Regions from separate parts of the Mus musculus genome. Here region 2 is linked to region 1. The links are chromatin loops, found by intact Hi-C in ENCODE. Cell type or tissue: left cerebral cortex. All regions are shown on one strand.

The links. Peaks named below come from ENCODE experiments on the same cell type or tissue, not always from the same donor. Only the 100,000 strongest peaks of a DNase experiment are listed, where the experiment ranks them.
Region 2: it touches region 1 in a loop (2.0-fold over the local background); 4 of 42 quality-filtered maps call a loop at or near these places.

The regions. Positions count from the first base shown.
Region 1 is chr13:73,328,837-73,332,836 of GRCm38, forward strand. It overlaps Mrpl36 (mitochondrial ribosomal protein L36), which reads left to right and starts at 2,173. Exons shown (of 2, transcript NM_053163.1): 1 at 2,173-2,255; 2 at 2,524-3,342. The coding sequence starts at 2,537. The coding sequence ends at 2,845. In left cerebral cortex, a CTCF peak has its summit at 2,206; DNase peaks (open chromatin) are centred at 2,154 and 3,084; H3K4me3 peaks cover 1,723 bases; H3K27ac peaks cover 1,637 bases.
Region 2 is chr13:73,503,828-73,507,827 of GRCm38, forward strand. Lpcat1 (lysophosphatidylcholine acyltransferase 1) reads left to right here. Exons shown (of 14, transcript NM_145376.6): 9 at 1,675-1,757. Among named protein-coding and RNA genes, the nearest start is that of Slc6a3, 31 kb to the right of the region's middle. In left cerebral cortex, a CTCF peak has its summit at 2,096 (motif pointing left); a DNase peak (open chromatin) is centred at 2,084.

The DNA.
Region 1 (4,000 bases):
TCTGAGCATTTTTGCAACGCTGCAGTAGTTCAGTTTCCAGTTAGACTGCAAGGAAGTTTACCCAGCATTGGAAAGCTGTCCGGAAAAGCTCTGCTATGTAGAAAAAAACCTGATGCAAATCGTAGTCTGTAACTCTGAAGGCTGTTTTGGCCTCTCCTGCCTCATTTGAATCTGAGTCCGAACCTCCCTTGGAACGACATATACTGTCAAACCCCAAAGTAGCCTGAACAACTTTGCTCAGAGGTAGACAGGTGGGACCCCAGACTCAGAGCAGGGCCGGGTCACTAATTCCGAGAAAGTGCCAGAAGCTAGCATGTGTTGTTTGGGATCTCTTGGCCAGGATTGGAGGTTAATGACCTGGTATCTACCTTTCTGTGCTCTGCTATAGCATAAGGACTAGGTGAGTCTGAAGACGAAAGGGGTAACCAGAGAGGGCCCTAAGACACAAGGACAAAGACCTCGCCAAGTTGAAAAATGCCCCAATAAATGTGGGCCTAAGATGCCCTGGCTAGCCTTAAGCTCTGTAAGCCAGGCTAACCTAGCACTCACTGTCTTCCTGCCTCAGCCTTTGGAGTGCTGGGATTTCAGGCTTATGTCTCCACACCCTGTCCTGCAGATTTGTCTCATTCTCCCTCTTTTTAAAGGATTTATTTTATATGTATGAGTGTATACATTTATATATGGCCATGTGTGTGGTTACCTGGTACCAAGAGAAGGGCACAGGATCTCCAGACAGGTCAAGTTACAGTCCATTTGAGTAGTTGTGTGGGTGCTGGGAACAGAATGATGGTCTTCTGCAAGAGTAGCAGGTGCTCTTAGCCATCAAGCTATCTCTCCAGCCCTAAGTCTCTATTTAAACCCTAACACCCCCTGTCTGTGTATGAGTTCACACACATGTGAGTTCATACACAGGTGCCACAGAGCACATGTGGAAGTTGGAGGAAGCCAGTCTCTTTTTCCATGTGAGTTCTGGGGACTGAACTGAGGTCTACAGACTTGCATGGAAAGCACTTGTGACTCCCAGGCCATCTCTCTGACCCACATTATTTTTTTTAATTGCTAGAACTCTGGAGTCCTTTTTTCCTTTTCTTTCTTTCTTTCTTTTTTTTTTTTTTTTTTAGGCATTTTTATTAGATATTTTCTTCATTTACATTTCAAATGCTATCCCCCAAAGTCCCCTATACCCTCCTCCCTCCCCCCTCCCCAACCCACCCACTCCCACTTCCTGGCCCTGGCATTGCCCTGAACTAGGGCATATAATCCCCAAAGAAAGACCAAGGGCCTCTCCTCCCATTGATGGCCGACTAGGTCATCCTCTGCTACATATGCAACCAGAGACACAGCTGGGGGGGGGGGGCGGTGTTTACTGGTTAGTTCATATTGTTGTTCCTCCTATAGGGTTGTCAACCCCTTTAGCTCCTTGGGTACTTTCTCTAGCTCCTTCATTAGGGGCCCTGTGTTCTGGCAAATACAGAAGTGAATGCTCACAGTCATCTATTGGCTGGAACTCAAGGTATTCCTATGGGTGCTTAGTGTGAAGGGTGAGACTGGGAGTTAGAGAGAACTACATTAGCCTTAATGACAACCTACTTTGCTATACATAAAAATAAGATGGGTAGATTTACGAACCACCTGAAATCCAATGTATATGAATTAACTGTAGAAGCCCTATATATAGGAATTACCTGTACGCACACATATATACATATATACATGTATATATATGGAAATTAACTGTAGAAATCAGTAATGGTGTATGTTGGTCTTTCCACGTTCCTTGTTGCTTTTCCTAGTTCGCGGGTAGGGACTTAACTAGAGCAGTGTCTGCACTTGCTCCTCTGGCCTTTCCCATGTCTGCCAGAACGTCTCTTAATGTAAACATATGACCTGTACATTTTGTCTGAATGTTGGGTTTTGTTTTGTTTCCAATATATTCACTGTTTGCAGTTTCTTTTACAGTCAAAGCCTGCTTTTTCTGTCTTTTTTTTTTTTCTTCTCCCATGGGCACCGGTCTTGGTCCCAGCATCTGCAGAGGCAGAGCTTAGAGTGCAGGATTCTGGATAAAGAATACTGAGACAAGGAAGGCTTTATCTGCTCCTTAGTCGTCCTCTGCACAGCACACGTCATCCCACGTGACCTTACGCCATCTTTCTTCCTGGCGGTGGCGTCCCACTCCACTGCGCAGACGCGGAAGCTTCGCTAACCGGCGCCCGAAGTTGATTAAGGACTTCTCCGCCGGTGGCACCCCTTCCCAGGTGTGGGTCCCAGGTTTCATGGGGGCAGGCAGAGGTGGTGCCAGAGCTGCTGGCCGGGAGTGCGGGCGGGGTCCCTGGCCGGCGTGAGTGAGCCTCCGGAATCTGCGGCTTCTCCGGAGTGCGCAGGCCTGGGCACATGGAGACGCGGAGCCCAGAGTGCAACCCTGGCATGTGTGCTCTGACCTCTGATGCCAAGTAACCTTGATAGGGGAGGGCCTAGGGACTGGCAGACGTGCAGCACAGGATGACCACGCTTCTCTTCCCCCAGGTCTGGGCTCGGCATGGCCGCACTGCTTGTACGGAGCGTGGTGGCTTCGGTGGTGGACCCGTTCCTGCACCTGAGTCGCCTCGCGGTGAAGCCCCGAGTCTTCTCCTCGTTCCTGCTGGGGACATTGCCACGCGCCAAACCCTGCGCAGAGGTGCGCTCAGTTCTCTGTGGCCGTCCCTTGCCGACCCTGCTGCCCTCGCTGGGCTTCAAAACCAAAGGTGTCATCAAGAAGCGCTGTAAAGACTGCTACAAGGTGAAGAGGCGTGGGCGCTGGTTTATCCTCTGTAAGACCAACCCCAAGCATAAACAGCGACAAATGTAGCCCTTGTCTTCAAGCAGTGTCCATGGAAAATTCATTTCACCTTATCAGAGAAAAATAAACATTAAGCATTCTGTAAGATCCATGGGCCTTAGGGCTTTGTTGAACCCCCCTTTCCCCACATCATAGCCCAATTCCTTCACATCTAATCAGACCAGAGCTGCCGATGGAGAAGGATTGTTACAGTAGCTGTGTATGAAGCAGGAATACAGAGCCAGCTTTATCTCTTGAGACAAAGTCTGGCTCGGTAACCCTGGTTGACCTGAAACTTGGAGAGAAACTCCTGCCTCTGCCATTTGTTACCATATGCAGCAGATTGTAAGTGCTTTAAGAGGCTGCCTGAGCCAAAAAGCTCTTGTGGGGTGTGCAACAATCCCAATTTAAGAACAAACGATGTTCTTGTGTAGCAACTATCCCAGTCTTTACTCAAGGAAAACCTTGTTTACATAGAAATGTCTTTTGGATACCAATTAAAAATATTTGTCATGACTGTTCTTACACTCTGGAGTAGTAGTGTTCTTTATTACCACCAAACTAATGCTTTCAGAAGGAGGTTAGTACATTTTCAGTTCAAAGAAGGTAACAGAGCATGCTGGCTTCTGCAGGGAGTGCTAGGACACCAGCAATTTTTCAAATCTTGCGGTTGTCACTATTAAAAATCGGGCCTGAGGGCTGGAGAGATGGCTTAGCAGTTAAGAGCACACTGACTGCTCTTCTAAAGGCCCTGAGTTCAAATCCCAGCAAACACGTGATGGCTCACAACCCTCCGTAATGAGATCTGATGCCCTCTTCTGGGGTTTCTGAAGACAGCTACAGTGAACTTACATATAATAAATCTTTAAAAAAGCGGGCCTGGGGTTCATGTTTCTCCTGGTCTTTGACACTATGCCTTTTTGTGGTTCTAAGTCCCATTAATCTGTTGAACTTCAGGTTCACCTGGTGTAGTCTACCAACTGATTCCAGACTAGCGTGTTTTGTGGCCCTGTGATTGATGTCGAGTGCTGTGAACCTGCTGTCCTCTGTAAGGAATTATACCTGGTAGCTGCTGGTACCCTCTATCATTTTCTTGGAGTACTGTGAATTCAGAGATAGTTTCAATAGGTAGCTACAGGAGATAACCATTGCCTTTTCCTGGGATCTTAAAATAGCCGTTAAGAA
Region 2 (4,000 bases), 170 kb after region 1:
GCTGCCAAATGAATGCTGGAAACAGAACCTCTGAGCCATCTCTTTAGCCCCTCGACAGGATTTTTAAAAATTAACAAGGAAACTAAAGCAATCATTTTTTTTTATTGAGATGAAGAGTATATAAGAGTATATAAAATTGTCTAAGAGTATATAAAATTGATACATATACATCTTTTTGCCAGCAAGACAGTGGTAGCACATGCCTTTAACCTTAGTACTCAGGAGGCAAAGACAGGCAGGTCTCTTGAGTTCCAAGGCCGCCCCAGCTACAAAGAGAAACCCTGTCTTAAAAAAAAAAAAAAAAAAAAAAAAAAAAACCAATAAAAAGAGAAACCTTTTTGCCTTCAGTACTAATACTACTATAGCTAGATTTGAATAACTAAATTCATTCTGTCACTTTACTGCTTAGCTGTAAGTCATGGAGTATAACCCGCCATCCCAGCTCCCAGCTCCTGGCAGGTTCCTAAGTACTGAACTTACCCTCTTGGCTAAATTCAGTACAATCATATGTGTGGCCTATAGAATTTTCTCTAAGTAGAAGGATTGGTGTTTTTGATTTTGGATTTGTTATTTGTTTTTCTTTTAAAAAGAAAATAAAGAATAAAAAGGGAATTCTTCTGATGGGCCTACATCTAACCTCAGAGATGAGTTTATGCACTCCTGTATTGAGTCAAACAGTCTGTTTACTTCCCATAAGTACTGCAGAGCATTACAAAATGGACAGATGAGCTAATGTGACTTCTACTAAGAGCCCAGCCCAGAGCGTGCTGGTCCTTCTGCTGTGGATCTTTCTGTGGCTCTTCTCTCAGCTGTCAGGAGAGAACAGAATCAGGTCTGAGAAGGAACATGGTCTTGTACTGGTTGGGACCCCTGTGGTTTTGAGCAGAACTGTTCCAGACCTGGTCTCATCTTCAGATAAGAGAAACTGAGAATGGCCCTGTAATAATCTTTACATATCCTTCTTCACATTGCCTGGTATATGGTACCGTTAATGAGAAAGACCATTGTAATTTTCGAAATTCCTAAAATGTAACTGTAAACACATTACACACTGTATGCTAGGTTTTCAGGATGTTCCTATATTCTTAATATCTTCATTTAAGAATAGGAATCAGAAATAGTCTTTTGACTTTTCATGCATGGTAAAGTTGGCACTAACATGAGCCACTCGATCATTTTAAGTGCTGTATTTATAGGATGTTTTATCACAGAGATACAGTAGATTTCAGGTGTAGAAACTGTAGTATTACAGAACTGCATTCTCTATAATCCCCAACATAAAACTGTCATGGAAGGATAGAAATATGCATATCATTAGGAGTTGAACATTGTACCCTGGGCCAGTAAGTACTCCTGGTTAGCAGTGCTGAGCTATAAAGTTTGCAGGTGTGTGAGTGAGTGAGTGAGTGTGAGTGTGAGTGTGAGTATATATGTATTGTGTATGTCTGTGTGTACACATACATGCACATGGGTGTTGTGTGCCTGTGGGTCTAGATATGTGTATGTGTAGTGTGGACATTGTAGTTATGAGTATGTAAATATGTATAGTCATGGGTGGACAATTCCAGAGGAAGGGTTCTGCTAGTTTTAATGTCACACAGGTAACCATTATGGTGGCTTTGGTGGGATCAGTGCCATGCCTTAGCAGAGATAACACCGTTCTTCTGTTCTCAGTTTCTGCCTGTGTATTGCCCTTCTGAAGAGGAGAAGAGGAATCCTGCCCTGTATGCCAGCAATGTGAGGCGTGTCATGGCCAAGTGAGTGAGCGGCTGCCAGCGGTGCTGGGGAAGTGGGTTTGTACAAGAGTGAACACGCAGGCTCTGCATGTGCTAGCAGTATCGTGTGCTTGCCCTTGAGTTTGTGTCTCCTGCTTTTATCTGATGATGTTTTGACTTGTTTAACATTTAGAAGATGGTTAATCTTTGCTTCATTTCGCAAGTTTCAAACCCGCCGTAGTAATCTGTGACCCTGGTGTGTTTTGGGGTCATGCACTGACCTGGGAAGATGTCAGTCTCAGGTCACAGCCTCCTTGAGGCTTCACTGTGCTTCTGTCTGGGGATTGTTTGCTGGCACTCTCACGCCCCCTGCTGGGCAGAATTGTAGTATCTGTATGTTTAAGCCCCTAGGGTGTCCTGTGCTGCCATCTGCCTCTGGTGTACAGTTGAGAACATAAGTATTGTTTTCTCTTTCTGGTTCCTGGAGTCTGGACAGTGATGCAAGTACCCTTTTTCTCTGACTTTCTGAGCCCTATCTCTCATTCATATACTTAAAACAAGGTCCCTAATATTCCTCATACACACCAGGCAAAAATCGCAGCCCCAGGGGGCCAGCCTTGTTTCGTCTCCTGAAGAGGCTGTATACAGTGGAGCTTAACTGTAGCCTCTACCAATAGCACCTGCTGGAACCTTTGAGGTTCCTCCACCTGGCAGTGGGGATGGGGGCAGGGAGGGCTGTCCCACTCTCAGTTCCTGACAACAGACCTGGAGAGAGCATTCTAGGAGCGCATCTGACAAGACCCCAGCTCAGATCTGTAATCACTGTTTAGAGCTGGTTCTTGCCTACTTCCTCCTTGTCCCACTTGAATGGTATATGCCCAGAGAAGGAGTGGGTTACTCCAGTCTCCACCCTGAAGTTCATTTAGCCTTCACCACAGACAACTCTGAGCACTTGTTAACTAAGGGACCACTCAGGCCAGGCCAAGGTCCCTGCATCCCTGTCTTCCATTCTGACTTGATCTGCTTTGAGGGTGGAAGAAAGAAATTGGATCTTTTAGAACTCAGCAAGTGATTGCCATTGTATTTATTACCAGATTATAGCACCTGCCTAAGTCAGATTTGGAGGGATTTTAAGGAGTTAGTGCAGAGAACAGAACACAGTGTTCTCTTACAGTACCATCCAATCCACCTTGAACTTGACTGCTGTGTGTCCTGTCCCATGCCCATCCCCGCCCCATGCTTCAGCCCCTTCTGTGGGCTGTCTGCAGCCCACATTCCTAACCGCATGTTATCATGTGCTTTCTGGTTGCTTGCTTATACAGCATTGCTGGGCAGCATCAGACTTACCAGAAGTGCATTTTCTGTTTTTGGTTTTCTTTCTTTCTCTTTTTAAAAGAGAAAGAAAATAAAAGTTGGGTGGGTATGGAGGTTGGGGGATCTGGGAGCGGTTGGGAAGGGGAAAACATGATCAGAATATATTGTATGAAATTATTTTCAATAAAATAATATTTTTGATATTATAATACACTTTTATTACTTCCCCCTCCCTTTCTTCCCTTCAGACTCTCCCATGTGCCCATTCACCCTTTCTCTTGCAAGCTCATAGCCTTTTTGGGGTGGAGGATGTTGTTTTATTCAAGGCAGGGTTTCTTTGTGTCACCTTGGCTATCCTGGAATTCACACTGTAGATCATGCTGGCCTTCAGTTCAGTAATCTGCTGCCCCTGCCTCCTGGCAGCCTCTTTTTCTCTAATCGTGTGTGTGTGTGTGTGTGTGTGTGTGTGTGTGTGTGTGAGTGTGTGAGTGTGTTGCTAAATACATAAATACAGCCTGTCTTTATAATGTTACTTGTATGTATGTATAATGTTACTTGTATGTATGTTTCCAGGGCTGACCATTTGGTGTTGGATAAGTCATCGGTGTGCTCACTCCTGGGAATATTATTTCTCCCACTCTCAGGATTCTTTAGTTGCCAGTGGTTCTTTGTGTAGGCCTCCCGAGCTTTCCCTGCCTATGCTAGCATGTATGTCTGTTGGTGCCATCCTTCTTCAGGTCATGTTTAGGCAGCCATGTTGGTAAGATTTCACTGGTATAGCATCTCTGATATTTCTAGGAGACACAACCTTACAGGAAACTCCCTGTTTCTCTGGCTTTGACAGTCTTTCTGCCCACTATTCCATGACTCTTGAGCAGTAGGTGCAGGAGTATCGGTCGACGCTGGGTTCTACAACTCTTTGTTTTGATCGGTTGTGGTTTTTCTATGGTCGTCTCTGTGGCGAGGGAAAG